Regions from separate parts of the Homo sapiens genome. Here regions 1, 3 and 4 are each linked to region 2. A link is an interaction called in ENCODE POLR2A ChIA-PET data of the cell type or tissue named here. Cell type or tissue: HepG2. All regions are shown on one strand. Region 1 has its middle 13 kb from the start of LINC01354. Region 2 overlaps LINC03108 (long intergenic non-protein coding RNA 3108). Region 3 overlaps LOC107985365 (a long non-coding RNA gene). Region 4 overlaps LOC107985364 (a long non-coding RNA gene).

What was found. Peaks named below come from ENCODE experiments on the same cell type or tissue, not always from the same donor. Only the 100,000 strongest peaks of a DNase experiment are listed, where the experiment ranks them.
Region 1: POLR2A ChIA-PET joins it to region 2 with 10 read pairs; 5 of 35 experiments call an interaction of 5 or more read pairs at or near these places.
Region 3: POLR2A ChIA-PET joins it to region 2 with 19 read pairs; 12 of 35 experiments call an interaction of 5 or more read pairs at or near these places.
Region 4: POLR2A ChIA-PET joins it to region 2 with 16 read pairs; 9 of 35 experiments call an interaction of 5 or more read pairs at or near these places.

Annotation. Positions count from the first base shown.
Region 1 is chr1:234,540,628-234,548,627 of GRCh38, reverse strand. No RefSeq gene overlaps it. Among named protein-coding and RNA genes, the nearest start is that of LINC01354, 13 kb to the right of the region's middle. RefSeq lists enhancers at 5,683-6,183, 6,184-6,684. In HepG2, a CTCF peak has its summit at 2,446; DNase peaks (open chromatin) are centred at 2,387, 3,897 and 4,267; H3K4me3 peaks cover 1,411 bases; H3K27me3 peaks cover 636 bases.
Region 2 is chr1:234,971,729-234,979,728 of GRCh38, reverse strand. It overlaps LINC03108 (long intergenic non-protein coding RNA 3108), which reads left to right. Exons shown (of 2, transcript NR_186308.1): 2 at 1-4,988. Among named protein-coding and RNA genes, the nearest start is that of LINC03108, 5.0 kb to the left of the region's middle. RefSeq lists an enhancer at 1-194. In HepG2, CTCF peaks have their summits at 1,198 and 2,590 (motif pointing right); DNase peaks (open chromatin) are centred at 828, 3,308, 4,348, 5,138 and 3 weaker places; H3K4me3 peaks cover 799 bases.
Region 3 is chr1:234,858,272-234,866,271 of GRCh38, reverse strand. All of the region lies in intron 2 of LOC107985365 (a long non-coding RNA gene), which reads left to right. Among named protein-coding and RNA genes, the nearest start is that of LINC02971, 95 kb to the left of the region's middle. In HepG2, no CTCF peak of the experiment used is centred here; DNase peaks (open chromatin) are centred at 3,041 and 3,471; H3K4me3 peaks cover 416 bases.
Region 4 is chr1:234,765,666-234,773,665 of GRCh38, reverse strand. All of the region lies in intron 1 of LOC107985364 (a long non-coding RNA gene), which reads right to left. Among named protein-coding and RNA genes, the nearest start is that of LINC02961, 9.6 kb to the right of the region's middle. RefSeq lists enhancers at 725-774, 795-964, 985-1,034, 1,055-1,274, 1,010-1,304 and 1 more. In HepG2, no CTCF peak of the experiment used is centred here; DNase peaks (open chromatin) are centred at 1,175, 4,765 and 5,315; H3K4me3 peaks cover 834 bases.

The DNA of each region.
Region 1 (8,000 bases), 430 kb after region 2:
TGAGAAGCTGAGGCACAGAGAGGTTAAAAAACTTAAGGCTGGGCGTGGTGGCTCACACACCTGTAATCCCAGCACTTTGGGAGGCTGAGGTGGGAGGATCACCTGAGGTCAGGAGTTCGAGGCCAGCCTGGCCAACACGGCAAAATCCCGTCTCTACTAAAAATACAAAAATTAGCCGGGTGTGGTGGCAGGTGCCTGTAATCCCACTGCTCTGGAGGCTGAGGCAGGAGAATCGCTTAAACCCGGGAGGTAGAGGTTGTGGTGAGCCAAGATAGCATCACTGTACTCCAGCCTGGATGACAGAGTGAGACTCCATCTCAAAAGAAAAAAAGAAACTAACTTAAGTTGACATATGGCCAAAGTGGAGAAAGGATGAAACCCACCCAGTTTGACTTTAGGCCTGCTTACGCATGCTGTCCTGCTGTCTCTGAGTTTTATTTTGGCTGCATATTGAATAAATGACTAAAAATCTAGAGCGGTGGTGACAGAACTTTCTAGTATGCAGAAATGTTCTATATCTGAAATGTCCAATCAGTAGCCACTAGCCTTATGTGTTCATTGAGCACCTGAAATGTGGCTAGTGTTTCTGAGAAAGTAAATGTTCAAATTTTAATTAATGCAAATTTAAATAGCCCCATGAGTTTAGTGGCTACTATATGGGACAATGCCACTCTAGGACAGAAAGGACCTATTTTTAAATTTTTAATTATTATGGGTACATAATAGTTGTCTATATTTACGGGGTACATACAATGTTTTCATATAGGCATACGATGTGTAATAATCACATCAGGGTAATTGGGGTATCCGTCACCTATCATTTCTTCGTGCTAGGAACATTTCAATTCCACTTTAAAATATACAATAAATTATTGTTAACTACAGTCACCCTACTGTGCTACCAAATGCTAGATCTTATTTATAAGGAAGGACATATTTTAATTTTCTTCTCTAAACATCTTACCATGTAACCCATGGTCATCAAAAGGACTCTTTCTGAATGGCTGCATATTAGTATCTCTCTGAATTGGGGAAACATCCAGTGATCAGCCTGGAGTGAATTAGTGAAACAAACTCAATCTTAGTCCTTGAAGTCTCCTTTCTACTCAAGCGGCTTTCTGAGTACATGAAAAATGTACAATTCTAGTTTGTTCACTCACAGAGGCCTGGAGAAGATTAGGTGCTCAGCGGAAGACTGGCAAACTAGAGCTGGGATAAGGGACAGGAAGGAGCTTCCCTTATCAGTGCTAGACCTGGTCTTAGGCATTCTCTTATTCCATCCCCAAAACAATTGAGGGACCTACCTTCAATTGTAAAATAGGATTCCCATCTCACAGCTGAGGAAAACTCAGAAAGGTTAAGAAACTCCCTCAGAGAGAGGCACTCAGAAAGAGAGCTGTGGTTTCAGCTGGGTTTGTCTGATTCCAGCGGCCATGGATTGTGGTTGGAGGATGAGGGGTCACTGTTCAATGGTAAAGGGAGGTACTCGAGGCTGACCATCTGTTCAAAGAGTGAGTGTGTGTTATTATCGCTCCCACAGTGATGCAAGGCACGTAGTTAGAGTTAGTGCCTGAGCCAGAGACCTGTTTCCTTCCTTCCTTCCTTCTTTCCATTTTCCCTCCCTTTCCTTGGCCCTCCCTTCCTCCCTCCTTCCTTCCCTCCCTCTTTCTTTCTATCTCTCTCTCTCTCTCTTTCCCTCTCTCTCTCTCATACACATAACACACATAATAATAAATCCAGATTTCAAAGATTCAGTATGAAAGGGTATAAAATATCTCATCAATAATCTCTGAATTAATTTTGTTGAAATGATCATATTTTGGATATACCAGGGTTAAATAACATGACAGAGAAATTATATTAAAGTTTATTTAACCTGTTTCTTTACTTTTTGGATGTGACTACTAGGATATTGTAAATTCCATAGTGGGTCAGGTGAGGTGGTTCACGCCTGTAATCCCAGTGCTTTGGGAGGCCGAGGTGGAAAGATCGCTTGAGGCCAGGATTTTGAGACCAGCCATCTCTACAAAAAATTTAAAAATTAGCTGGGTGTGATGTCTCACACCTGTAGTCCCAGCTACATGGGAGGCTGAGGTGGGAGGATCGCTAAAGCCCAGGAGTTCAAGGCTTCAGTGAGCTATGATTGCCTCACTGCACTCCAGCCTAGGTGACAAAGTGAAACCCTGTCTCTATAGAAATAATAATAAATAAATAAATTGCATCGTGGCTCGCGTCATATTTCTATCGGACAGACTGGTCTACAGGATTGCGTGTATGAGTCTGCATGAAACACCAATGACTTGTCAAAACTCTCCTCAGCCTGAGCAAATGATTTCATCCCACTAATACCCACACTGAAACAAAGTGAAACTGGCTAGGTACGCACAGACTTTGGCCTCTGCCTGGTCCGTGGCCCCTCTTGGGTATGATGCTGAGGACACCAGCTGGAATTGCTCACATTTTTTCCCTCTGCACACAGAGCACATGAAGCTCTGTCCTTTCTTTGCCTTGAATGGCACTAGCATTTCTTTCTTGAGCAAGGTGCTTCGTCATTCCTCTGAGGAAGGCAGGTGATGAAACCGTGACACAGAAAAATGGCCTGCTCCCTCCAAGGCCATTCCCAAAGGCCGTGGCCGAGCAGAGCCAAGCATGCCATCTACCATGAAGCTGACCACCCTCAACTGCCTGGACGTTCTTTTCTGGCTAACGATCTTACAGCAGTGGACAGATTCAACACACAGGCTTCCAGGGGAAAGGATGGTGGTGTCCGATAGTCTCTGACCCCTCCCATGATCATAGTATTCAACCCTCCCTGGGCTCAGTGACTTATTTCCTCCTCTTGGAGGTGGGAAGTGCTATAGTATTCCTCTTTGATGATTTAAAAGTGGTATATGCCTTTTACTCTTTCCTCTTTATATCCAGCCCTCTCCTTTCTCTGTGCTGCTTTTACACCAGTTTCCATAGTAACAACCTCTATTGTATCCCTGACTGAGAAGGGAAATCATGCAGATGTTCGAAGGGATACAACACCTTCCAGCAGCTATTTTGATGCACCGGCTCCTTATCTCCCTCACTAATTTTCTCGTCCTTCTCTTCTCCTTACTGCTGCCCCTTCCTCCAAATACTTACAAACCCATCCCAAGCTCCCTGTCTCCCCAGTGTGAGCCTGGGGGAGTGGGCAGGGAGAAGGAGAGTGCTGGCAGAGGAGGGAGAGGTCTCATTACGAATCTTAATCTTTCAGGTGGCTTCAGACAGAATGACAGGCACCAGTCCCGGACAGGACACGCACAACACAAAAGCTATGGGAGGTAGAATCAAAAGTACCAGAGCCCAAGAGCCGTGGAAGATGGCTCTCCGATTGCCTTCAGACAAGCACCCTTACCTGAATGCTTGCAGAATAAACAGACTGCCTGAACTATCTGTGCCACCAACCCCACCCCGCTCGCTCCTGCCCCAGCCTCATGAATAGCTCCTGCACCATATCTGTGAGTTTGAAGGTCTGTCTTCCTTCTACGCATTTCCCTTGGAGAGATCAGCCACCTTTTCTGATGGGCAGGGCAGAGGTGGAAATACAGCGCACGCACACACACACACACACACACACACACACACACACACACACACACACCAGGGCTTTGAAGACCTGCAACAACAGAGTTGCCCACCTTTCCTCCAGCAGCCAGGCTCAGCCGGCCACCTGGGAAGGCAGGAGGAATGGGGGTTCATCAGTCATCTCCCGAAATTGTTTGATGAGTTCTTTGCACCATTCCTCCTTGGAACTGGACATGATTCTTTTGATTACACAAGCCTGACAGCCGATCATAATAACCATGTAACTGAAGAGAACCTATTCCTGTCCAGCGGCATTATTTGTTCACCTAAAGCAAAGCCTGAGCTATATTTAGCATATGATGTCAGCGGGTTGTTTGGATTCTTGGAAATTGGCAGGAAGCCACCTCTCACATGATATATGAAATCACTGATAAATGCTTCTTTTCACCAAAAGAAAAACAGCTTAATAAATGTGGCCCTTTTCTGCTTTCATCTTCCCTCCCTTCCCTTGGCCCTCCCTCCCTCCCTCCCTCTCCTGCACCCTCCTTCCTTCCAGCCAGCCCCTCTCCCTCCACCGCCTCCCACCCCTGCCACATCTGGGATTTGTCTTTCTGTGGCACAGCTCAGCAGAGCCTGTGAAGTGGAAATGAGTTGCTCAGTATCACAGATCAAAATGAGGCTGTTGGGATGCTCAGGATGTTTTTTTCCTCTCCTCAAGCCTGGAAGGCTGCCAAAGTGCTCGTGAATCAGACGCACATGCACAAAAAGGCAAATCTATACAGCAGTGGCTTTATGGGGCCCGGTATTGACGGCATAGCACTAGCTCTGGGTTGCTGTTTTGCAGGCAAGGATGGGAAATAGATAGTGATTCAGGACTGCCATTAAGTGTGGAAACAGCCCCTGTACAGATTGTATGTAATAAACCCAGCACAGAGAGAAGCTGTAAGCAGCTCTGGATTTGCTGCCCTGGATCAGCCACGAGGCCCATCAAGTTCAAGCTCCCGATAGGTGTGGTGGTTAATACCTGGTGCTCTATCTTCCCCATCCTGCACTGAGTCCATTATACTAAAGCTGTCAGAGGGGTTGGAAGGGGTTGTGTGTGTGGAATTAAATTAATTCTTGCCCTCCTGTGGAGATCAGTTTATATGGCCTGAAGCACAAGATTTAATTACCCTTATCTTAGCTCGTGTAAAAACCAATGTCATTATTGATCATGGATTCACCAGGTCCCTTTCACAATCAGCTGTAACATTTAACTCAGTGACCCCCTGCAGGCCACGGGAAATGGGGGAGCAGCAGCTCCCAGTGGTGGTTTATTGACATTTATTTGTCCTCAGCTTCATCCAGTGGCCTCCTGTCTGCCACTGGAAGATACTGTGAAGACAAGAGAGGGGCTTGTTTCAGCCCTTTAGTATCTTGGATACCTTCATGATAGTCCCTTCTAACACAGGCTCTGTCAAGGCCAAGCAATCCTGGCATGGGTGATATCAGCCGGCCTATGAGGGACCTGCAGAGTTTCAAAAACAGCACCGTGACACTGACTGCAACTGGCCTTTCTCCCACACGCACACATGCGCAGAGCTAGCTCGTCTTCATCCTGGATGGGAGAGAAAAACAAAAAGGAAGGAGGAGGGAGGGAGAGCAAACCATGTCTGTATTCTTGATGTAACTGCCTCAATTTTTTACTGGGGTGAGGAATGGATGCAGCAATGAATAGACAGGTGAACAGACAAACAGGTGAATGGACGGATGCTTACATTAATTAATCAACAGTGAGAAATCCCACAAAATGAACACCGGTTGTAGGAAAAAGCTGTTCTTCCAACCAGTCTTCTAATTAGCATTCATCTGGGGCTCTATATAGAAACTGCAGACGAGTGGAGGGCTGTATTTTAATTGGAATTATTTTTTTTTTCTTGCTTAAAATGAGGGGTATTGGACCCGGATGCCCTGTTAGATCCCTTTCAGCCTCTGAAATTCTAAGGTTCTGTAATTCTGTGATTCTGCAACTTTATGAATCACTCAGGGTAAATTAACTTTTTTCTGGAAAGCAACTGTCCTCCTCTTCCCCTAGGTGCAGCGAGCGAGCTCTGCTCTGAGATAGGGTCCTATCCTCAGACATGGATGCTTCTGGAATCCTTCCTGCATGGGGGATTGGGACTTCTCTGGGACCTGAAGAGCCAATAAATACCCCTCTTCTGGAAGGACATTTGTCCTCACCAAGAACACAGCTCATCTGGGCTCTCTGGAGGGCCAGGATAGTGTTTATAATGATGATGACAATTTCTGTTTTATGCAAAGACCAATTCTTTTAGCCTAAGCTGCTCAAGAAGTTTGCCATCATTTCTATCAGCCCCAGATCTCACATAGAATAGCACCGTCGCAGCTGGCAGAGCACCACGTGACAGGGACAAATAACTCACTTGCCCAGCTCTGGGCCAGGGCTGGCCCACAGTTTCGCTGGCACTGGGCTGCAATCACAGTCTGTCTCATCACATTACCTTGGAGGAGGTGCAGGAAGCCCAGGCGAGGTCGGGAGAGAGATGGAGAAAGTTGAAAGATTTAGTATTCTCACAGTTGCCTGGGAGAACACAGCACAGCATGCAGAGCCACAGTGGCACAGCGTGCAGGGCCACAGTGGCACAGCGTGCAGGACCACAGGGCCACCCTCGGGGTGGGTCAGGAGCCAGAGGGAGAGTGGGACAGTGGCAGGAGCTGTTAGGGTGGTTTCCATGGGAAGGAAAAGCAAGGCAGGGTGTGCGGGCTCGGGACCGGCTAGCTGTGTTTGCAAGTGGCACCCCTGCGAAATTCACCTTTACTGTGACTGTCAGAGTGTAGAGTTTAAAGTTATCTGAGGACTCCAGATGTCTACGGGTATATTAGCCAGGGTTCTCCAGAGAAACAGAATCAATAGAAGCATGCGGAGCGGAGGGATGGGTGAAGAGAGGGAGAGAGAGAGACATTTTAAGGAATTGGCTCACATTATTATGGAGGCTGAAAAGTCCAAAATCTCCAGCAGGCTGGAGACCCAGGGAGATGATGTTGCAGTTCAAGTTAGAAGACCGTCCACTGGCAGAATTCTCTTCCTAGGGTCAGGCTTGGCTCTACTGGAGCCTTCAGTTGATTGGATGAGGCCCACCTGCAACATGGAGGGCCACCTGCTTTGCTCAAAGCCTGCTGATTTAAATGTTAATCTCTTTCAAAAACACTCCCACAGAAACATTCTGAATAATGTTGGACCACACATCCAGGCAGCACAGCCCAGCCAACTTGACACATAAAGTTAACCATTGCAACGGGTGAGTCACAATTGGCTTAGGTTGGCAAATAGGGCCTTAGGTGGATGTCAATGCATCACTTTACAGAAATTAAAAGCATGGTTAATACCGAGTCATTGATTCCTTACAGGGGTAGCTCTTGTGGGGCAGGATCTGTGACAGGGCCTCACTTCCCAATACCTTCACCCAGGTGACTTCACGCTTCCCTTGGGAAGGCACCTTGTAGCTTGCAAAATGCACTCACTCCACTCTCTGATTATCTGATTCTCCCAACACCCGGCAAGGTCAGCCTTATTATCCTCATCTCAGAGACATGAGAACATGAATGGGGAGGTGAGGTGACTTGGACAACTTGCGAGTGAAGGAAGTCAGACTGGATTCCATCTTCAGATTCCAAATGCCAGGAGCTGGCATGCAGTGAGAGATTGCCTGTGTCAGGCACACTTTCTGTGCTTCCTTTGTACTAACTTGATTTTTCAGAACAACTCAATGAAGGAGCCATTACTGTTTAACAGGCAGGGAAACTGAGGCACTCTCAGTGTATCACACAAGGTGGGCTGGCATCTGGGGCCAGCTTGGAGTCCAGAATCTTCATCATCTCGCTCCTGCCTCCCACACAGCCCGGGCAATGCCCTGTCCCCCCATCCCCAACCCCAGCACACTGCCGCTTACCCACACCTCTTAGCCTATCTTCGGAGACTGCTAGCAATCACCCTTTGAGCAAGTGTAACTGAGGGATAGCATAAAGATTTGGAAATGGAAAACAGAGAAATCCTCAAAGTGGAACAAGCTCTCAGAATGAGGCTGGGGCTGCCTAAAGCAAGCACCACCTCCTCAAACACCCTGTCTAGGAGCGGTCCCAGTTGACCCAGCTTATCAGGAAGGGCTCCAGATGTGGCTTCCCTGTGAAGCATCTCTGGTCTCAAAGCAGGGTCCCTTTTTGCTGTCCTCGCATTACACACTGGGCCCTGCTATTGCCTTCGTCATGATCTGCCCAACATGGGAAGCACATTCATTCAAGAAACATTTGCTGAGTGCCAGGCACTGTGCTGGGGGCCAAGAACTTAGAGACAGGGAGGAAGGTAGCCCTGGCCTCAAGGCAGTCTCAGGCTAACTGAAAAGACAGGCCTGCCAACCAGGCAGTACCAACCCGATGGCTGTACCAACCTG
Region 2 (8,000 bases):
AGGGGCCTTCACGGCCTTCACTGGGGCCAGGTGACCATCATTGGCTCAAACACTGCGGCTTGGGAAGAGCTGAACTGATGCCTGCTCACATCTGGACTCTGATTTGTGCTAGGGAGGGGGTACTTTCCAGAAGAAGGGGCCCCTGTCCTGGAAGACATACAATGGAGCCCACCACCGTGGTGCTGAGAGCTATTCCCAAGTCCTAGGGCGCAGTGGGCCCTCCTCCTTCGCCTCTGCTTCCCCTGCCTGGCAGTGAGGGGCATGGCCTGGGGGAGGGGTGACATCTGTCCACAGAGCCCATTGTTTTTTGGCTTGAAAATCCATAGGAAAATGGGGGTTTTTCTCAGCTCCCTTTTTTTGGAGTGGGGGCAGCAGCCGTGTGATTTTCTGAGTGGAATGCCTTGGAGGATCTAAGCGGTGAGTGAAGGAAGAACAAAAGAACCATTCTCAGAAGCATGGCAAAAATGAAACCAAATAAAAACCCCATAAAAATCCCTACCGGGGCAGAGGAAATACCAAGCCAGTGCTTTTGGAGTGCAGATTCTGTAATAAAGGAAAGATTCATGGATACGCTGTGCAACTTGCTTATGTTTGGACTGGAGGGAGAATGTGCAGGAACATGATATAAAAGAGTCATCCAAGAAAGGGAGGCATCGCTGTGTGCATTTGTGTTGTGTGTTGTTGCAATTCAGGAGTGGACTAAGGACTGGGGTTCATGGGGAGCCTGAAAGAGACACTGGACTGGTTCAAAGTTTGTGCACAGCTGCGGAGATCAGATGACTGTCAGCTGGGCCTGCCCCCTGCTGCCTCTGCTTGATTGCAGGAGGAACTCTGACCTTGATTTAGTCACCAAAACACCCATCTGGAAAGCTCTTTGAAGATTGATTAAGTAAACACTCACAGCACAGACAATCATAATTGAGTGACGTAGCTGAATTATCTGCAGTGCGTGGAAGAATGCACTGATGAGAAAGCTCAGGGGCATGTTCCCTCTCTGTTCCTCTAATTTGGCTTCCTTACTTAGGGGTACAGTTTCGGGCACCGGGAGTGTTTTGAGGGGATGGCGTGGAGGATGTGGAGACTTTCACTCTCATTTGGCAGGGTGACACTATCCCAGGCATAGAACACCACCCGTCACCGCACTGCAGCTGGTGTGGCCTGTGGCAGGTAGCGCTGTCCGCACAGCTGACCTGAGATGCTGCCTGTAGGGGGTTTCAGTTCTGCTTTGTGACTGTGGGCTGCTGTGAGCCCACTTTGGGAAAGGGCTCACAGATGGGGAAGGCCTGGATTTCATCTGGGAGTGCCTCACCTCTCTGCACGGTGGTTCTGCTCTAGGAAAGAGCTGGTGGGCCTCTGTGGGCATGAAGCAGTGGCCACGTTAGTTCCCTAATGATCTCTGCAGCTCCGTGGGAGATAGAGATGGGAATAGGCTGTCAGCTCTGGACTCGGCTTCTGGACTTGGTATGCCTGGAGTTTGTTGAGTCCTCTGGATTCGGGGAGCAGTTTTGATGTTCATTCAATTCATTCATGATTGATCCATCCACCTATTCACTCACTCACCAGGGCTATCATTTCATCATTCAATCACGTTGAGATAATGTCTCTCCCACTTTTTCTCTCTCCTGCCTGGCACAGTGCCAAGCTTCTGCCAGGGCTCTGCACATTTGTTTACATCTCTTCCTGCTCTGCTTTTGTTGTGGTTGAATATCTAACCCCCAGGACCTCAGAATGTGACCTTATTTGGTGATAAGGTCTTTATTTATTTATTTACTTAATTTTTGATACAGAGCCTCGCTCTGTTATCCAGGCTGGAGTGCAGTGGCGTGATCTCAGCTTACTGCAACCTCTGCCTCCCGGGTTCAAGCGTTCAAGTGATTCTCCTACCTCAGCCTCCCAAGTAGCTGGGATTACAGGTACATACCACCACGCCGGGCTAATTTTTGTATTTTTAGTAGAGACTGAGTTTCATCATGTTGGTCAGTCTGGTCTCGAACTCCTGACCTCAGGTGATCACTTCAGTGATCCCAAACTGCTGGAATTATAGGTGTGGGCCACTGTGCCTGGCCAAGTGTGAGGGTCTTTAAAGAGGTGATTAAGTACAAATGAGGTCACGAAGATGGGCCCTAATCCAATATGACTGGTGTTCTTCTAAGAAGAGGAGATGAGGACATAGACACACACAGAGGGAAGCCCATCTGAGGACATGGGGTGAAGATGGCCATTTCCAAGCCAAAGAGAGGCCTCAGAAGAAACCAACCCCGCCGGCACCTACACCTCACACTTCCAGCCTCCAGACCGTGAAGAAGTAAAGTTCTGTTGTTTAAGCCAGTCTGTGGTACTTTGTTATGACAGCCCGGGAAAATGAATACAGCCTCTCAACACGTTCACTGAGCATATAGCCATCTGCAAGTTATTCTAGATGATCTACAGATGAAAGTAGAGAAGTACAGGAAAAGAGGAACGGGAACGAGCTCATCTTTTCTTCTTCATTTTCTCCTCCCAAACCCTCCCTACTCAGCCTCTCCTTACCTCTACCCTCAGCAGAAAGCAGAAACTTAGGGGGAAATGAAACAGAGTGCTCTCCAGCAGATGCCGCCCTACGGAAGCTCTGGAATAGAATGGAGACCCTTCAGTATAGAATCAGAAGCATCATTTTCTTTTGGCTGTCCCCCACTCTCCAAGTTTGTTTTTAGCTCACGTGTATACACACTCACGGCCAGAACACACACATGGCCTGACGAAGCAGCCGCATGTGTGCATCTCAGAAAGACTGGGAACAGGGACCCCAGCTGTTGTGGACACGCTGTGACTGTGTGGCTGGCAGTGTGTTTGCCAGTGTTTGCCAGTCCCAGCTTTATGGGGCATGGTGGCTGGAAAAGGCTGCAATAAAATGATTCTCTGGGGCACGAATTATGTCACTTTTTGTCCTTTGTGTGCAAAAATGATGGCAATGTTGTGTTTCCACACAATTGCTACAGGACTGTCCTTTGATTTATGGCCCTGGAGGATGGCTGTGTGCTCTGATCTCTTTATCTGCAGGAATCACCAGCTCATTTCATTCTGAAATCATCTTGGGATCTCTGGAAACACCCCCCAGTCTTCAAACCTGCTGCGCCTATTAACAAGCCAAGCCCATTTAAAACAGGCTCAGTATGGAAGACTCAATATTCCTCGTTCTTCTACAGTATCTACCATTTTGGATCAAAGACATTTTTCACCACTCAACACAATAATAATCCTGTCCCATTGGTCGTTTTGCAATCCTGGCTTAGTTCGCTGATTTTAAAGGGAACTGGGATTCCAAGAGCTCAGTGTTGACCAACGGGTCCCGTGTTGCATAGTACTGGGTCCCCAGAGGACTTTGGCCAAGATGTGACTGCCAATGTGGCTGCAATCAGCTTCTTTGTGCATGCTGGGGAGTGAAATTTGCACATCACATTCACTTTTCCCTCATATCCATAGTGGTGTTTCTGAAGTCTCGTGGCATTTCTTCATTTAACGTTGATGTTAAAACAAGCTTCCCTTTCTTTTCTATGTCTATTCCAGTGATGTTCTGAGGGCCAGCCCAGCAAGAGTGTCCCAAAGCCTGGGTATGCTCAGCTTCTCCTGCCCCACTTCCTCCTGCAGTGCCTTCCTTTCCTGGCCTCCATTTCTGCCCCTCGGCCCTGCCTTCTTCCTCTTGCTCCCTGCTTACTCCCAAGCAGAATCCTCTTATTTGATGGGACCTAGGGTGTGCCCTACTCCTGAGGTTAGCTGCGTTTTAGATGAGTGCCTCCTGAATATCCTAAGCTTTCAAAATCCAAAGAAATTATCTCCCAATGCTTGAACGGAGCCAAGGTTTTCTACCTGGACTGGTTGGGCAGACAGGTCTACTCTGCTTACTTACATAACCAGGCAAGGTGATCTGCTGGGTTCTAAGCTGCACCCCTTCCTCGGTGTGTGTCTGTCTGCATGTTTGGCTGATGCGCAGACGCCTTCTCAGGTAGGTCTGGGGTGATGCAGGCTCCTATCACTCAAGGGTATGAATCTTGCTGCAAATGGAGACTGATGTGGGCTCATGGTGCCATCTCACTGCCACCTTCCCCTAGCCCCAGAGCTATATTTACTAGTTAGCCAATAAAAACAAACAAATACTACAGGTCTACACGCGTTCAAACCCTTGCTCTCTTCTACGCTTTCATTTCATAAATGTTGGTACATCCAGAGAACGGAACTGAGCCCACAGCCATGTACAAGCTTTTCAGTGACCTGATCACTTCCAATCTGCTCTAGCCAATGAGGATTCAGAGCAGTGACCCTTAGATAAAAGGCTTCATTTGGCATGAGTCATCCGTGGAGACATCCAGCCCACTTGGTCTGTGTTAAGTGCCTGGTTCCTGTAAATATTGACAGTTAGAAACCATCCCAAGAGCTACCATGCAGTGAACTGGAAGGTAATCTACACGAACATGACCACTGATTAGGCAATGCTCATTGTTTGCTAAGATTCAGCCACTGATAAATATCACCCCATTATCTCTCTTCCCAATAGCGGCTCATTTACTTGTGTGTGACTCATAGTTGGTATTTTATGGGGTCTGATTCAGCAAGGAAAGTTTGCTGCAACAAAGAATGACCTCCAAGGCCACTTCAACTTCTAGAATACTGGCTTCTCAACAAGAGTGGCCTGGAAAAGCTAAAGGGGGAGTCTTTATCATCAAGGAACTAAAGGGGGTATGGAGGGATATAGAGCAAAAGAGTGTTTGTCACCAGTCAAAGCCGATGTGTTAAAACCCACTTATCCCCATAGCCACACTTCCATTACAGTTTATCTATGGATGCCAGTGACCTGCAAGAGGCTCCTTCTCCTTGTTCAAGTCACTTTGGGCTTGTTAGCTCTATCTCGAAGAAGGGGCAAGGATAAACCTCTACCCATGCAGAAGCTGATTTTACCTTTTGCTCTTCCTTTCTGACTGCTTAAAATAAATGTATCATTACCTGAATGTCTACTGATGCTTTCCAGTGGTTTTGACTGCTTGGTTTATTGAGCTTTACTATGTGCAGGAACTTTGCATTGAACCCTAGTCTTTATGAATGCCCTTTGTTTGTTTCCTACATTTGCTGTGGGCTGAGGGTCAGAATCAAGCTTTTCAATAGGTGGGTTTTGAACATGGGCCTTTGGCAGACTGTGTGCAGCTGAAAAGCGCTGTCCTGAGCTGAGGGTGAGCGCGCGCGCGCACACACACACACACACACACACACACACACACACGACCATCGCCCTTTTGCATAATCACTTGGATTTACTCTGTGTTGCCCTGAAGTAGGGGCTCTGCTTGTGTGGACCTGTCTCTCCATGCAGGCCAGCACAGCGCCGTGAAGGAGGCATGGATTACCTTAATGGGAGCCATCTCTTTGCCACTATCTATGTGACTTTGGGCAAATTACTTAACTGCTTTAAGCTCAGGTTTCTTATTTGTAAAACAGGAATAATGATACCTACCTTGACGGCTAATGTGAGTAGAGGTAATGTATTTAACACACATGGCTCATAAAAATGGCTCAATAAATTGCAGTGATCTTCAGCACCAAGCCACTGTAAACATTGTTTCTGCCAACAATAAAAAGCGGCCTACCAGAAGCCAGAAGTGCTATAAACACTGTATTAGCCCATCAAGGAGGTATTATTATCCAAGGCTTGGACTCCAGCTGGCCAGGACTAGAGAGCATGCACTGGCTGTTACCCGTGCCACCTTCCAGGGACACTGGAGGTCATGACTGCGTGTGTGTGTTTAGGGAGGCTAGCAACTTGCTGTGTCAGGTGGCCACGAGGGCATCTGCTTCATCTTTGCCCCCATCACGGGAGCACAGACTGGTCTGTGTGCTGTTAGCCAAACAGCTTCTCAACGCCCTTGCTAAACCACCTGGCAGTGGCTAAGGGCTCTGTCTTTTGTTCAGGTTGATCACACACCTGCTGAGTTGCAGAGTCCAGTGCGTTCTGGAGCTTATTCATATTCCATATTTTTAATGGCATGCCCATGGGTGGGTAATAGGAATCCAGTCTGTTGGGATGTATGGGCATGGGGGTCCAGGGTCCGTGAGGAGTAGGCAAGAAGCTCAAGTTGACAGCCAACTCCACTCTGTCCTGGTAATCAGAGGGCAACGAGCTGTGTTCAAGCAGAAGCTCCTCCTCCAAGGTCCCTCCCACCTCACCCCACTCCACCTCTCAGGGAAACATCTTACATGAGAGGGGGATATTTCAAATGATGCCCCTGGAGGATTATTTTTATTAAATGTACACCTGTGGTGTCAGGGCTGTAATAGCATGTTTGGAAGAAAGAATAATTCAGTAGAGCAATGGTGTAGACCATGAAGGAGGGAGAATTCCCCTGAAGTGACCAAAAAATGACTAAGGTGCATTTCCAGGAGAGGAAACGTGAGGTGGAGGAAAATGATCCCTGTGACGATGTTGAAAACAGAGCCTGCTCAGCCTTAATAAACCAGAGCTGCTGCGAGGCACCAGCGCTTCAGTTGGGTCAAACCAAAGTTTCCTGCTCTTCTCATAAAGGTGAGAGAAGGTCCGTGGAGGCCACCAAGGACAGGCCCGTTGGCATCACTCTGGCTACCTCAGTCCCTTAATGTCCTGGAAAACTGGAGTCTGCTTCCTCAAGAGCCCAGCGGTTGCCCAGTAAGGCTGGGGCCGGAAGCACAAAAGAACCGCCCTCGAAGCCTAGGGATGCCAATTCTTCCCTTCCCTCCCGCAGTTTCTGCGGGAAGGAAGGAGCAATGGGAAGGAGGTGGCTAGGCCAGCTTTTGCTGCCTGGGATCAGAGCCATTCCACCCTCGGCCCCCTCAGGGTCTCTGCACGGTAAGTCAGCAGGAGAGCAATTGTCTCCTCTCAACAGTGACCGAGGCGGGCAGAAACTACAGTGGAGGTCAGACTTAGGCAGGCAGGGCCACTAAAGAACCCACTTTGCCAGCTTGGAGTTACACATGGGTTGCTCTTGGTTGGATACATCTGCTTCAAATCTTCCTAAACCCTTCAGGTCCAGGATTTTCTTCTCTGGTGCCCCAAAGAGTCGACATACCCTTAACCTAGTTCCTACTTCCTGGGGTTGCTATGAGAACCAGCCGAGATGATGTGTGTCAGACACTCACCGTGTCCAGCACGTGGCAAGTGTTCAAGCTCGTTACCGAGTGTCATTATCATCAGTCATCATGTCAGACTCCTGGTTTGGGTTTACACTTTAGAAGTCTGTTCTCTTCCAAACTGATCCAGCACCAACCCCATCCACCCCCGAGAAAGTTTCAGCTCCTTTTTGCTTTGTTTTCTAAACCAATTCATTCCTGTAATTCATTCACTTGCTCATTTGTTCATCCGCCCAATCCTTATTACATTGGTGTGAAAGTAATCACGGTTTTCACCATTACCTTTAGTGGCAAAAACCCCAATTACTTTTGCACAACCTAATAAATATCTACTGTGTGCTACGCTCTTATGTGCTTATGATGCTGCTATGCACCCATCCCTCCCCCAATACACACACACACACACACACACACACACTTTCTTTTTCAGGTTCCAGGTCTCATTTCTGAGTAGATTCATGTGACCTTGCTCCATTTTCTCGTGCGTGTATTTTTTTCCATGGCAGATACGCTTTTCACATGAACCTGGTGTCTGCAGCATTTACAGCATTTAGAAGCTTTGGTTTACAAAGTGCTCTAAAGTTTACACTTTAGAAGTCTGTTCTCTTCCAAACTGATCCAGCAGCTCTACCCCCATCCACCCCTGAGAAAGTTTCAGCTCCTTTTTGCTTTGTTTTCTAAACCAATTCATTCCTGTAATTCATTCACTTGCTCATTTGTTCATCCGCCCAATCCTTATTACACTGGTGTGAAAGTAATCGCGGTTCTCACCATTACCTTTAGTGGCAAAAACCGCAATTACTTTTGCACAACCTAATAAATATCTACTGTGTGCTGTGCTCTTATGTTATCTGCTTATGATGCTGCTATGC
Region 3 (8,000 bases), 110 kb after region 2:
GGTGACTCACACCTTATTCCAGCACTTTGGGAGGCCGAGGCGTGTGGAACACTTGAGGTTAGCAGTTTGAGACCAGCCTGGCCAACATGGTGAAACCCTGTCTCTACTAAAACTATGAAAATTAGCCAGGCGTGGTGGTGAGTGCCTATAAGTCCGGCTACTCGGGAGGGTGAGGCAGGAGAATTGCTTGAACCTGGATGACAGAGGTTGCAGTGAGGCAAGATCATGCCACTTCACTCCAGCCTGGGCAAAAGAGCGAAACTCCATCTCAAAAAAAGAAAAAAATAATAATAAGAAGAAGAAACGGTGCTTCCCTCCTTGTTCTCTTGGAACACTTACTCTGGGGGATGCTAGCGCCACCTCATGAGGACATTGAAGAAACCATACAAACAGGCCCATGCAGCGAGGGCTAATGGTCCCCAACAGTCAGCATTGACTTGTAGGCTGTGTGACCATGGGGACATCTCAGAAGCAGATCTTCCAACCCCAGTCATGCCTTCAGGTGACAGTAGCCTTGGCTGACATCCGAACTATAGCCTGTGCCAGAACCATCCAGTGAAGTCACTCCCAGATTCCTGACCCACAAAGACTATGACATAAGAAATGCTCACATTTTGAGTGCTAAGTTTTGGGCTAATTTGTTACACAGCCACTGATAACTGATACACCCATGGCAAGGACACAGGGACTTCTGACTCAGTCTGGATTCTCAGTCTGACTTGCCTGTGTTTCCAGCTAATGTTGAGTCCTATCCACCGAGCCTCCCAGTACTGCTTCTGGCGACATGCAGCTGCACTGAGGCATTTGAGACCTGGTGTTTCTACTATCTGGATCACTGAAGGAACCTTGGATGCTTTTTTCTAAGCCTGGTAAAGCCATGCAGCAGATCAGCAGGAGGGCACACATTAGCCCACGGGCTGCCTGAGCCCTGGCCTGCAGCTACTCACCTCCTCCTCCTCCTGGGGCTTCACTCCTGTGCTCATTCCATCAGCTATGAGAGTTCAGCTTGACACACAGAGCCTGGTCTCACAGTCACTTATGAGGGGCCATGAGTTCCAGGGTTTCAAACCAGAGAAGATGGGGCTGATATATTTTGTCCATCAGAAACAGCAGAGTCCCACCATGCTAGAAAGACTGTTAGGAGGGTATAGTGAGCCTGGCATGGAGCAGGCACTGAATTGTTTGGTGACTGAGGGGGACTTGGTCTTGCATCCTCCATCACGCTGCTCAGAGAGACGTGGGGCAGAGGTTGTGCTGTGTGTGTGTGTGTGTGTGTGTGTGTGTGTGTTTGTTTGTTTGTTTCTTTCTTTTTATTTTATTTTATTTTTGAAACGAGTTTCACTCTTGTTGCCCAGGGTGGAATGCAATGGTGCGATCTCGGCTCACTGCAACCTCCACCTCCTGGGTTCAAGTGATTCTCCTGCCTTAGCCTCCCGAGTAGCTGGGACTACAGGCATGTGCCACCACGCCCGGCTAATTTTGTATTTTTAGTAGAGTTGGGGTTTCACCATGTTGGTCGGGCTGGTCTCGAACTTCTGACCTCAGGTGATCCGCCCTCCTGGGCCTCCCAAAGTGCTGGGATTACAGACGTGAGCCACCATGCCTGGCTTATTTATTTTTATAGAGATAGGATCTTGCTTTGTTGCCCAGGCTGGAGAGCAGTGGCATGATCATGGTTTACTACAGCCCCAAACTCCTGAGGGGGTGATCCTCCTGACTCAGCCTCCTAAGTAGCTTGGATTACAGGAATGTGCCGCTATGCCCAGCTAATCATTTATTTAGAGATGGGGTCCCATCGTGTTGCCCAGGCTGGTCTTGAACTCCTGGCCTCAACTGATCCTGCTGCTTTGGCCTCCTAAAGTGCTGGGATTACAGGTGTGAGCCCCTTGCCCAGCCTGCACTGTTTTCTGGAGCTCACACTTTCAGAAAGAAATAGGAACACTGGAGTGGAAGAATGGGCGTGGATGAAGAGATTGATGGGGACTTCCAACTCATGCAAGCAAGTGCAGCATTTGGCAGGGGAGGCTCACAGCACATCCCACTTCTGCAAGTCACCAGTGGGTCTTTTCTTGCCACAGGGATCCATCTAGGGGTCCAAGGTATGAAGTGAGTGGGAGGGACTTACAGAGAGACACACGTCAGCTCTGCCTGGAGAAGGATGTCATGGATCTCAGTGGCACACCCAGGTCTCAGAGAGGCAATGAGTTGCTTGTCACAGGAGTTGTTTATTCCCAGCCAGGTGGCTGGGATGGGAGTCTCAGGAGATGAGAGGACTATACTGTTTTTTTCCTGGAGAGGTACATTTCTCTAGTCTGTGGATCAGGCTCCTAAAAGTCCTGCGGAGGCTGCAATTCTGCTGCTTCCCTGCCATGGACTGCCAAATGGGCTGGGTGAAGGAAGGTCCTATTCTCAATGGCATTTCCAGGACCTCTCTGTGTGTGTGATCTGGCTACTTTAGACAGCAATGGTATATTTGCCTTGGCTGATGGGAGTCCCTCATCCCTTGAGCAGTTTTGTGGAGAGCAGGAGAAATGTATCACAGTGTCTTGACGCTCCTGAAAAGCGTATGAGTCACTAGTACCAGGGAACCTGGCGTCCTTTTCTCAGTCATTGAGCTTGCGAGCCAGATCCGAATCATCTTTCCTTCTGCAGTCCTTAATTATGGGGGAAAAAAATGGACTTGTAGAAACCAGTCCTGTGTTTCTGGATGTGGAAGGACTCTGAGCTTTCTCTTGGGCAGAGGGGTTGGAAGGGGACAGGGCACAGAGGGCAAGGGCTCTGCATGATGCCCAGGGGAGTAGAGTCCAGCCTCCAGCCTCTTGTCTCCCAGAGCCCTCCCTGGTGGTCAGTGTTGTGGCCTTGAGCCCCCAGTAGGCCAGTGCTCACTTGGATCCTGCAGCCCAGGCTGGGGCTGGGGATGAAATCTGTGGCCTCCATCAATCATAGCAAATGCATTGTCCCCAGTCGATGACAAAAGGCCAGGAACTGGAACCTCCCCAGACCGACTCAGCTAGTTCACTTGGCTAGAGCCCAGGCTGGTGGGAACCGGATGTTTTGTGGAGGATTGGCGTCTCTCTCCCTGCCTGTGCCCCACGCCGCTCAGTGCTTTCCCTTGGAGTCCTCAACCGTGGAACCGGTGCATTCTTTCCTGGGCAGCTGCTCTGCTCACTTCCAACATGTTGTGCTCTGAGCTCATAAAATCAGAGGAATCAAAGGCAGAAGCTGCAAGCGCTCAGGCCTGCGGGGACCGGCGGCTTTGGAAACTCCAGTTTGCTTTCTTCTTTCCATGTGTGGCAGATGTGCCTGTCTCATCTTGTAGCGCCTTGGCCAGCTTTTGCTTTTCCGCAGAGGAAGGTAAAGCAAAGCTGTGGCCAGAGACCCCTGAGGCTGGAAAAACGTTTAAAGCCCGAGGGGGAGGGCTGCCCTCCCAATGCAGATAAAGGAATGAAACAATAGAGCAGTTGTCCATTTGGAATCCTGGGAAAAGCTCAAAATACGACAGGGAGGTCAGATCAGGCTGGACCCATCTGTAGCACTGAGGGCTGGAGGGGGAATGTTCTGGGCTTGGAAGGCTTCTCTTTCCCCTCTGGTCTCATGAGCCTACTGTCTTATTAATGAATTTGGTTTGCCTAGAGGTCCTGACTCAGTGGCCAGTTTGGTTCCAAAGCAGGTAGTGGCCCCTCTTGAAAAACAGCTGCCCACCTGTTGACCTCATCTTTTAAAAACATGCAGGACATCCATCCACGTGAGAGATCCCTGTGGGTCTCATGGGCCATCCCTGGCTGCCCCTTCATTCTTGACCCTGCCCCATCCCTCCGGGGTCACATTTGGATCTGGGAGAAATATTTGGCAAATGTGAAAATGATAGGTTTAGCAAGAGCCTGAGGAACTGGTAGGGAAAGACTTGTTTCGTTCACGTTTACTTTTTGAACAGATAATTCATTTTCTTGGTTCACAAATCAAAACTATAAAAACCATGACTTCTACCCTTGCTCCCATTAACCCCAACCCAAGTAACCACTTATATTAATTTCTTGGGTGTCTTTATGATATACAAACAAATGTGTGTGTATAACTTTGTACATATATATTTTTTCTTTTTCTTTCCCCCTTTCACAGAAAGGAACTGCAGCGGCCTTTGAGAGAATGAAAAAATACTCAATCTCACTTAGGTTCAGAGACATGCAAATTAAAACTATAATAAAATACCCATGTGGCAAGGCTGACAGAAGTTAGCATTCTGTGCAAACTGGTTTGGACTTTGCTCTTTTCACTTACCTGTGTATATATCTTGGACATCTTTCAAATCAGTACATAAAGAACGTCCTCATTCATTTTTTACAGCTTAATAGTTTCCTAGTTATGGACACATCGTAAATTTATCTAACTGGTTTCTATTACAGACATTTGATTTGCTTCCAATCTTTTGCTACTACGAACCATGCTACCCAGGATGCTTCCTATACATGTAGGTATACTGGTAGAATAAATTAAGGCAAGTGGCATTATTGAGATAAAGGGTAAACATATTTATAATTTTGGTAAGGGTTTTCAGACGTCTTCAACAGAGTGTACACTATGCACTGCCACTAGTAAAGAATGAGAGTCTCTCTTTCTCCATAGCCTTGCCATGCAGGCATTTCATTGTAGTTTCAATTTGTGATTCTCTTATTAAAGTGAGATGGAGCACTCACTTTAATTCCATTCTTTCAAGACCCATTTGCATCTCCTTTTCTATGAGCTTCCTCTTCATCTCCTTTGCCCATCTAAAGAAAAACTGTCTTGTTCACTTTGGTCTTTTTCCTTAACCATGCCTAGTAGCTATTTGTGTGTTAAGGAAAGATTGGCTCTCTGGGATATGAGTCACTCCACATTATTGTTTGTCTTTTAATTTTGCTTATGTTTTGTGGATGTCTAAGTTTTTTAAAAATTAGGTGGTATAATATAGTAATCTTTTTTTTGTATGAATTCTGGATAAAAGAAAGGCCTTCTATTCTCCAAAGTTCTAAAGGAATTTGCCGATATTTTCTTCTAGTTCTTCTATGGCTTCTTTTCTTTTCTTTTCCTTTTCCTTTTTCTATTTTTTGAGACAAGATCTTGCTCTGTCACCCAGGCTGGAGGGCAGTAGCACAGTCTTGGCTTACTGCAGCCTTGACTTCCTAGGGCTCAGGTGATCCTCCTGCCTCAGCCTCCTGGGTAGCTGAAATTACAGGCACGTGTCACCATGCCTGGTTAATTTTTGTACTTCTTGTAGAGATACATGTTGCCCAGGCTGGAGTTTTCATTTTTCAAGAGTTTGTATCTTGGCCAGGTGGCCAGGTATGGTGGCCCATGCCTGTAATCCTAGCACTTTGGGAGGCCAAGGCAGGTGGATCACCTGAGGTTGGGAGGTGGAGACCAGCCTGACTAACATGGAGAAACCCCATCTCTACTAAAAATACAAAATTAACTGGATGTGGTGGCATGTGCCTGTAATCCCAGCTACTCAGGAGGCTGAGGCAGGAGAATTGCTTGAACCCAGGAGGTGGAGGTTGCAGTGAGCTGAGACTGCACCATTGCACTCCAGCCTGGGCAACAAGAGCAAAACTCCATCTCAAAAAAAAAAAAAAGAGTTTGTATCTTTAATCCATTTGGATTTGACTCTGGGGAAAAATGTGAGGCATGGATTGAACTTAACTCTTTTCCAGTTGTTCTGATATCGTTTAGTAATACCATTCCTCTAGTGGTTAGAGATATCACCTTCATAATTTACAGAATCTCTGATTATAATTGGGTCTATTTCTGCATTTTCTAGTTTATTCCATTGTTTGGGATGTCTGTCCGTTGGCCAGTACTATGCTGTTTTCATTACTGAGACTTTACAATACACTTTGAAATGTGATAGAGCTATTTTTTCTCATTCCTTTTCGTTTTGTTTCTTGCTGTTTTTGCTTTTCCTTTCTTTTTCTATTCTTTACCTGGCTATTTTTTTTTTAAATTTGGAATGGAGAGCTTTATTTCACATAAAGGGCTGCAGCCTGCAGGGTGGCCATTCTGACAGGTTGGGAAGCATAGTCTCTGGCCAGAAACCAGAAACAGAAACTTTGAGAGTCAGAAGAATAAGACAGATATTTATATTAAATGGGGTTGTCAAATATACATATTCAATAAGCTGGAGGAGGAGTCATGAACATTTATGAAAGGAGAAACATGCGTGTGTGCAATTGAGCTTCATGCCTCTCTAGGGGACCCATGTTCAAGACATGGCAGTGGGGTTAGCACAATCCAAGGGTGGGGTTTTTGGTCCTCTGACGTCAAATGGTGAAGCAGAGGACATGGACACCCTCTGCACATCCTGCTTAGACTGCCTGGCTATTCTTGCTTGTTTCATTTTTCCATATGAACTTTAGAGTCAGCTTATCTAGGTTTTTTTTGAAAAAGATTATTTGTATTGAGGTCACATAAAATTTATAAATTCTTTTTAGGAGAAGTGATGTGGTAATGAATCTTTCTCTCTTAGAAGGTAGTATGTGTTCCCATTGGTTCTATTGTTCCTTTGCATTTTTAAAGGTTAGTTTCTCTCTTAGGCATTTTGCATGCATGTTAGTAAGTTTATTTGAAGGTATTTTTTGTGTTGCTGTTGTAAAAAAACCCAAACAACTCTTGAAGGATACACCATTTTTCTCACTCTATCCTCTGCCTGGTTGATACTTGTACATAATACTGTTGTTATCTATTACGTTAGTGTGTACCATGCTACCTTTTTTTTTTTTTTGAGATGGAGTCTGGCTCTGTTGCCCAGGCTGGAGTGCAATGGTGTGATCTCAGCTCACTGCAACCTCCGCCTGCCGGGTTCATGTGATTCTCCTGCCTCAGCCTTCTGAGTAGCTGGGACTACAGGGGCACACCACCACGCCTGGCTAATTTTTGTATTTTTAGTAGAGACGGGGTTCCGCCATATTGGTCAGGCTGGTCTCGAACTCCTGACCTCAGATGATCCTCCCGCCTCGGGCTCCCCAAGTGCTGGGATTACAGGCATGAGCCATTGCACCAGTCCCATGCTACTTTTTTCAGAAAGCCTAATTAATGTAAAGAATACAAATGTTATTTGGGTAAGTACCCAAAATGAGTATTTTAGAAATTAGAAGAAGGCAGTCCCAAATAGATTTTAGGAAAACCATAATTGGGGTGGGATGCTTAAGAGTGTGCTTCTTGAGAATTAGGGATCCTTCAACATGGTGGAATTTGAGGGATGTAACATAATTTCAGGAACTCATTCTGCACCAAGAATAAAGATGTGTGAGAGCACAAGCAGTTACCTGCAAAAGAATTTGTGATGAGCTCATCTGTGGTTGGATTCCTTCAGGTCCTAGAGCACAGAAGTGAAATGCCAAAGGCCTAAATTCAGTGGGAAGCAGGGTTCTCACTGGCTACAAAACCTGCAGCTTCAGAAAGGAGCAGTGCAGGGGGGCACTGGCCACTGAGGGCCATGGGTCCTCAGCTTTGACCACCCCTCAGAACTCATCAGAGCAAAGCCCCCAGCTGTTTCCTCTCTTAGAGCATGAGGGAAAGAAATGGAGATCTAGCACTCATCTGTTCCTTTGGAGATGGAAAGAAAAATGGAATTCACAGGTGGCCTTCAAGAGCCCAGTGAGAAACAGTGAGCCCATTCTGCTCTGTCTCTGGGATCAGTCAAAGGCAGAATGGGCAGGTGCAGCCCCAGCACCCTAACACCTTTAGTGCCACCAGTATGGTTTATCCAACCAAGGATTTGGGGTTCTTCTGCGACTTGGGGCTCTTTTAGGGAACAAAGTTTATTTTCTTCTTCGTCTTCGTCTACTACAAATAAGAGGAAGGAGGGAGCTGTTACTGCGCACCCATGCGTTATGCTTGGTGCAGTCTGTATGTCCTCAAGGCATGCCTCGAAATCATTCTCTCTGCTTTTATGGATGAAGAAATGAAGGCTCAGGAGGGCAATTAACTTTCTGAAGGCAACTTGGCTGGGAATTAGCTGCTGTAGG
Region 4 (8,000 bases), 210 kb after region 2:
GGCCATTTTTGCTGCCTCGGTCTGGGAGCTCACCATCCTCAGAAGCTCCCAGCACCTGGAGATGTCTCGCATCCTGGCTGAGCCTGCTCCCTTTAGCAAACAAGGTCAGGATTTGTAACTGCTTTTGTGGCAACATCTGGCTTATTTCCCTCAAGTCCCCCTGCCACTTTTTTTTTTTTTTTTTGAGACAAGAGTCTTGCTCTGTCGCCCAGGCTGAAGTGCGGTGGCGCGATCTCCGCTCACTGCAAGCTCCGCCTCCCGGGCTCACGCCATTCTCCTGCCTCAGCCTCCCGAGTAGCTGGGACTACAGGCGCCCGCCACCACGCCCGGCTAATTTTTTTGTATTTTTAGTAGAGACGGGGTTTCACCGTGTTTGCCAGGATGGTCTTGATCTCCTGACCTCGTGATCCGCCCGCCTCGGCCTCCCAAAGTGCTGGGATTACAGGCGTGAGCCACAGCGCCCGGCTTCCCCCGCCCCCGCCACTCTTTATATATATATATATATCTTTCATCTATAGTCATTTCATTTCAGTTCAATTCATTCTCTCACTCTCTCTCTTTTTTTTTCTACTTGTTTGTTTGGCCTTTGGAGATGGGGAACAAGGAGTAAGAGGACTCATTACCCACAGCTAGTGACTTGGGTTAGAAGTGAAAGCACTTCTGCTGGGCCCTGACTTATTTATTTATTTTTGGCCACAGAGCCACAAGGCTCGGTCCCCAGTGAGCCGCCCGAGGACATCTTGTGGCACCATCTGTTCGCCCCCACCCACCCTCACCAACTGCCAGGCTCCGATTGTTGTTGGTGGTGGTGGTGTGTTTTTTTTTTTGTTTTTTTTTTTTAAGTTTTTGTTGATTTTATAAATTCTGTAGCTCTGTGTTTTTTAGACTCGGCTTGCTCGTGTCAACGCAAAACCAGGACAAGCAGAATAAACAAAGAGATGCTGGCAGAAGGCTGGGTGTGTCGCCTCAGGTCTACAGATGTGCTGGGGCCACACTGAGGAAGGCCCTCGTGTGCATGCAGGGCGCTGGCCGGAGCGCCTTAGGACGCATCTGAAAACTTCTCATTGCCTCAGGGTTTAAAATAGCCACACTTCCTGCTCCTCGGAGAGGGTATGCACAGAATGTGGGTGACTCACCGTCGGTGGTTTTCGATGTGTCTGTCATAAGGAGGTATCATCAAAAGCCCGGCCTGTTTCAGATGTTATTTTTTTCCACCCTCAGCCATGCGGTGCTGGGAGAGCAGAATGCCTAAACCCAGTGTTTGTTTTGAGCGCAGAAAGTGAAGACCAAATCAATTGTGCCGCAGCAAGTAAAAACTGAATGCGTGAGGGGGAAAAAACCTGCAAACAGTGTGAAGACTGAGTTTCAAGGTTCTTGTTTTCAAAAAGTTTAATTATATTTCAACTAAAGCCAAACTGTCAAAACATGGGAGAGTGATCTGCCTGCTTTGAAAATGCATTAGCCTTCTTATGTAAAAGCCAATAATTGATATCCAAGAGGAAACCAGAGCTGTGGGGGTCGGAGGAAGAAGGAAGACAGCCTCTTAGAACTGCTCAAACGACACTTCCCTATCAACTACGTGCAAAGCTTTAGATCCAGGTTTGTGAAGTGGGAAATTGGAGAGGGGAACAAAGGCAAAGCTAAAACCCTCTGTGAATGGCGAAGGTTTACAATATCAGGCCTGGTTTACGAGACATGTGGGGCCAGGGCACTGTGAATTAGAATTTACATAAGCGAGAACCTGGAAGAGATCCTCAAAATTCTCAACAACAGCTTTGTAAATAACAGCAGGCTGTGCCTTCTTCCCCCTGAGAAATGCTGGGGTGTGTCTGGGCTGCCCCCAGGGCCGGGCTAATGCCTGGGCCCTCTCTTTGCTTCCAGCCCAGCTGGTTTTCAGGTTATCTGGTTGTTGTTTTTTTTTTTTTCCAGACTCCACTCAGCCACTTCCTCCAAAAATGGACCGTCGGTGGTTAAGTCTTTGCCCTCTTCATCTCAGTTCCCATTCCTGCCTCTCCTTCAGTAATCTCCTAGAACTTTCTAGTTTCTAGCACAGAGATTCTTAATCGTGTTCTTTTGATGGCTGAGAAGTATGTGTATTCTTAAACCACTCTCAGATTAAATTAAGCTTGCACTACATAAAAAATATTGATGGAAGCCATATAACACATATTTGGGATAGAGCTAGAGCAGGCATCGAACAGATCATACCAGTTGGAATACGGTATCAAAGAGCTGGGAATTCCCGGCCTACAGCCTGGGTCCGGGAAGGCAGCCGCCATTTTCTTCCTTCTTGGGTCAAGCCACTAGCTTCTGGGAGGACCAGCCTCCTCCAGCGTCTCTGTCATTTCCCCTTGATTGCTGATCTTTGAAAACAAGCCCAGGTACCTATCATATGAATGCTGCTAGGCTTTAGAACCCTTTCTTCATCTACCCTGGTGACATGAGACAGCTATCTTTCTCCCAGTGTGGCTGATCCCCACAAATATACATTTCTTGTAGCCCAGTGTCGGGTAGAATGGACTTTCTGGTCTATGGTCTAGGACTCTCTGTTGACCTTGGAAAAGAGTTGCCAGATAAAATACCGGATGCCTAGTGAAATGAGAATTTCGGATAAACAACACATCCCTTTTTTAGTGCAAATATACCTTCAATGTTATAATAAAAAGCATGTCCCATGCAATATTTAGAGCATACTTACACTAAACAATTATATGTTGTTTATCTGAAGTTCACATCTCACTGTGCATGCTGCATTTTTCTTTGCTAAATCTGACAGCCCTTCTGGAGCCTCTTGCGTTCCGAATGAATGTGGGTTCCACGAGCCATGAACGAGAGTGAGTTCTAAAGGGAACGGGAGCCAGATTGAGGCTGTGTTCTCCTTGTAAGGTTCTCGTTGGTGCAACCCATCGTGCCAGTCGTTCTCATTCCTGCTCCATGTCTGGGGTGCTCCGTTCACACCTCTGTCAGCGTGCTGGTGATCACTGCCACAGCTCTAGACCTAAGAGAGCCATGACAATAGTTCTCAGCTTTTTGGGCTGACGCTATATTTGCTCATCTGGGGGCCTGGCACACAGCAGGTGCTCAATATATACATAAGCAGAGCTGGTGGCATAGGAAGCAGAAAGCTGGCACCAGGCTTCCTCAGGCCATGTCCAGACAGCAGAGCCAGCCTTTTGACGACCTCCAAACGTCTGGGAAGCCAGCGGAAGCCACCGCACAGCTCACACACATAATGATAGCTTTCTCCTTTCTTATCCCAGACGGTTTGGATGCTTAAAAAAATTGCTTGGGGGAATCAGCAGAGGGTGAGGGAAGCTCGGAAACCAGCCGCGAAGGAAAACAGGAAAGAAGCGGCTCTAATTAAAAGCAGCCAGCTCCCAGCTCCCTCTGCAGGGCTAGGGGTCCTGCTGAGAAGGGGAGGCTGTCCTCCTCGCCTGCTGGCGCAGGGGGCAGGCGGCCTGCACAGACCCTGCAGACGAGCCCGGGGGCTCTACAAAGAGGAGGGTCAGGGTTTGGTCAAGCTCTCTCCACAAGACGCCCTTGCCCTCACACCTCTCCTAAGTTCCTTCCTTCCCCACCCAGGCTCGGTGCTCGGGTCCACAGCGTGCATCATCTGAGGGGATCTGCAGAGCCACCTTCCGTTTCTTTCATCACAGAGAGAAGAGCCTCCTTTCAAGTTCTCTAACACTTGCTCTCAGCACACAGCATTTATTGTTGAGCGCTGTCGTTGGCCACTGCATTTCCAAGATATTTATGCAACAATATATACATTAGGACACAGCCGCTCTGTGAGATAAGTCAGTAGTGCCCCGTTAATTTTATAAATCCAAGAGAAGGCCCAGAGACGGTGAACAATTGGGCCATGGTCACACAGCAAGCTGCGCATTTGTATAATACATGCGTGGTAGGCGCAATTGAGGCACTGGAGAGACAAAGATGAAAAAGACACTGTTCCCGGTAAAATGGTAAGGAATGCAGACACATCTTGAACCAACAGGAATACAGTGGGAAAAGAAAAGAGATGCTGTATGAGATAATTAATCGCATGCAGAGGAAGAAGGGAGTAGTTTTGCTAGAGAGCGGGGGTGTCAGGGAGCATGGCTAGGACATAGTGGCGAGGTTCCAGGTCAAGCAGCCTGTCAGTGCTGAGGTTAGGCCTCCGAGTAATGGCAAAGAGACATCAGACAGATGGTGCTGGTCAGAAGGGCCAGCTGGCCTGGGGGGCATGTGGTAGGGAGAGAGGAGCAAAGGTTACTGCCCAGAACACCTGAGTCCAGTGTTGCCTCTGGCATTCACAACATTTGGACAAGTGATCTTAAACTCTCTGGGCCCACACCTGAGTTTCTCAGCTGAAACTGACTGGGACTGGATTTGATCCTGTAAGAACACTGTTAGCGCTAACATTCCAGGATTCATCATGAAGCCGTGAGCCCTCGACCATGGTCCATTGCATGGATTCAAACTTAGGCTACTTCAGGCCCAGCATCGTCCGTGGAGACGAGCATTCAATGACTTACTGATATTTACTTTGCACCTATTATGTACTTGGCACTGTGCTGAGCCTAGGGCCCCAGTAGTGCGGAAACAGACACTGGGTGCACTGGCAGGGACTGGAGAAAACCAGCTGCAGACAATATTCATCCCTGCACCAAGTCCTTCATGGTCTCTGCACACTTGCTCACCATCACTTCTGCTCCACGAGTGAGCACAAAGCGATTTCTGGGTAATTTCAGACACACAGCTTCAGCAGGTTCGCACTTTGATCTTAGCAAAGTTGCATTCTGCTGCTCTGGCACGCTCGGCTCCTCCTCAGGGCGTGGGAGTCAACGTTTAAGTAGATCAGAGTAAGCGGTACCCTGCTGAAGAGGTTTTTCCAAAGCCTGTGGTCAGTCACTGAGGGGCAACATAAGGAGGGGCAGGTTCCCCCCCCAACAGACTCACCCACCAGCCAGCCAGCTCACTGCCTATGGGTGGGCGAGGTCTCTCTCCCTTGAAAATGTCTGTAGCACCCAGAAGAGGCCCTGTTCAAGGTGAGTGCTCAGAAAACTCTGTGGTGATCAAGAAAGAGTAGTTGAAGTAAGCATTTCTATGCTGATATTTGATGCAAATGACTCAAAGGAGTATTTAGACCTTTGGGGAAAAGGTATTCTTTAGACCCTGGGACATGGGGCAGAACCAGAGGGAGGCAGAAGAGCCCAGTGGCAATGGCGTGCGGCTGGGACTTTCCCTGCTTTGTTTGGTGCATTAGAAGATAAGATCACAACTCAGTTCCTCATGATCAGAAGAGCTGGCCGGGGGATCAGGCATCCCAGTTAACCGGGGCAGAGTCCCATTCCCCACTGTTGTCCTTGCCTAATTATGAATTGTTCCCCTTTCATTCTTAGAAGTGTCCTTGTTTGAACAGTGTATTATGTGGTCACACTTGAAGAGATAAACCAGATGACTACTTTGAAATCTCAAATAACTAGGATAGAGGAGCCAAGCGTCAGAAAGAATGATGCCCACCCAGGTCCTGTGATGTGACCTAGAGCTGGCCACTTCAATGCAGCAGTCTCTTTCCCAGAAGCTCAAAGTGCTTCTCAGTTAGGACTATTTTCATCAGTTCTTACCCCTTCCCAATGTCAGGTTGGCACTAAAGTTCCGGCCCTTAGAACAAAGATTTTTGAAACCCCAAGTTGCCACGCACATTTTGGAAGTCCTTTTTTTCCTGCAAAGTATCTGTCCCTGCCTTTCCAGCAAGCCTTCATCCATTCTTTTCCATATCTCATGATCTGAGTGCTGTAGAGTATATTTTATGAGGAGAGAGCTGCACAGAGCTATCTCAGAATTACTGCCTCTGAAGGGAGGTCAGGGGGCCCTTGGGATATGGTAGAGAGGACCTGGACCCTGGAGCCATGGAAGCCTTGACTCCAATTCTGCCACATTGGCCTCATGACTGAAGGCCAGGATTTCTCATGAGTAAAATGCACATATGGTTGATGAGAGAGCTAAACCAGGAAATGAAGTAGGGTGACCAACTATGCCATTTGTTCAAGACTATCCTAGTTTTAGCTCTGAATGTCCCAGGAAATCCCTCTGACCAGGCACACTGGGATGGCTGGTGACCTTGAATGCTGCCTGATATTTACTAACTACTGAGTACATTTTAGTTCTCTCCCCTCTTCCTGTAAAAAAGAATTGCACTATTAATGGTGAAATTTAAGAGAGAGTGATAGATTAGTTAGTGGTAGAGCTATTTGTGGGTGCAAGGTTTTCCTAAAGCACTTAAAGTAGGGTGCACTCCCTACTCTACTGGCCTGGTAGGCTCTGACTCCACTGGTGAAGAGAACTGGCCACAGACTCTGGGAATCCCAAAGCACTGAATCCACCTATGTGTCTCCGGTGTGGATCTTAGCATTTCACCCTTTCCTTGTGTCCATAGAACTGAACTGGCCCTGGAGACTGAGATGTGCTCATGCATCTCACGACGGGAAGCGCGTTCTTCCTGGAGAGCAGGGAGTTCCATGCTGGGCATTACTCCATGCCCTAGGGATGCAGCAGCCATCAGAACCCTCTCCCTTCCATCTCGGAGCTTATACTCTAGGGGGAAAATAAACAACCAGCCAGTAAATAATCAGGTACTGTAAGGGCAGGAGTGCTAGGTAGCTGAAGAGCTGGAAACTGAATTAGGAGACTGCCAGTGATGAGAGTTGCTGTTCTAGTCTAGATAGGATCATCCGGGAGCCATCTCTGAGGGGGTAGCATTTCGAATAAGCCATGTGATGATTTGTGGGAAGCAATTTCTAGCAGAGAGAACACCCAGGGTCAGGGACCTCAAAGCAGGACCTAATCAATGTGTGTGTGGAAAAGGCAGGAGTGGGCATGCATAGAGGATGTGAGGCCAGGTGAGGGGCCACTCATACAGCCCATGGTGTCTTAGTCCATCTGTGCTGCTGTAATAAAATACCTGAGACTGAGTAATTTATAAATAATAGAAATTAGGCCAGGGGTGGTGGCTCAGGCCTGGAATCACAACACTTTGGGAGGCCGAAATGGGTGGATCACTTGAGGTCAGGAGATCGAGACCTGCCTGGCCCATACAGTGAAACCCTGTCTCTGTTAAAAATACAAAAATGAGCCAGGCCGTGGTGGCGCATGCCTGTAATCCCAGCTACTCGGGAGGCTGAGGAAGAGAATCACCTGAGCTGAAGAGGTCGAGGCTGCAGTGAGTTGAGATTGCGTCACTGCTCTCCAGCCTGGGCAACCGGAGTGAGACCCTATCTCAAAAAAAAAAAAAAAAAAAGAAAAAAAAAGAAAAAAAAGAAAGAAGAAGAAGAAGAAGAAAAGAAATTAATTGTCATAGTTCTGAAAGCTGGAAAGTCTAATATCAAGGTGCCAGCAGGGTTGGTGTTGGGTGAGGGCTGTTCTCTGCGTCCAAGATGCTGCCTCTTGCTGCTCCTCACAGGGCGAAAGGCAGAGAGCCAAAAGGGGTTCGCTAGTTCCCGCCAGCCATGAATAAGGCACTAATCTCATCCACGAAGACAGAGTGCTCAGGGCCTAATCATTTCCTAAAGGTCCCACCTCTTAATATCGTTGCATCGAAGATTCAGTTTCAACATGAATTTTGGAGGCAACACAAACATTCACATCACAGCACATGGTAACACCTTTGGGTCTTTTTTCTCTTTCTAATTATGATGAGAAGATTGGAAGTTTTAATCAAAGGAGTGAAGGGATCTGGTTGACATTTTAAATGGCTCATGCTAACAGCTGCATGAAGACTAGCTGGTAAAAGGGCAAAGAGCAACTATTTGGGGAGGTTACTGCAATAGTGAGGGTGAGAGGTCAAGGTGGGCTGGGTCCAGTGGCAGCAGCAGGGTGGTGAGAAGTGATTTGGTTCTGGATATATTTTGCACATAGGGCTGATAGGATTTGTTGATGGGTTGGAGATGCAGAGTGAGAGGGAGTTGCTGATGCTGCCAAGGGCCCTGGCCCCAGCTGTGTGGTGATTCCGCTTATGG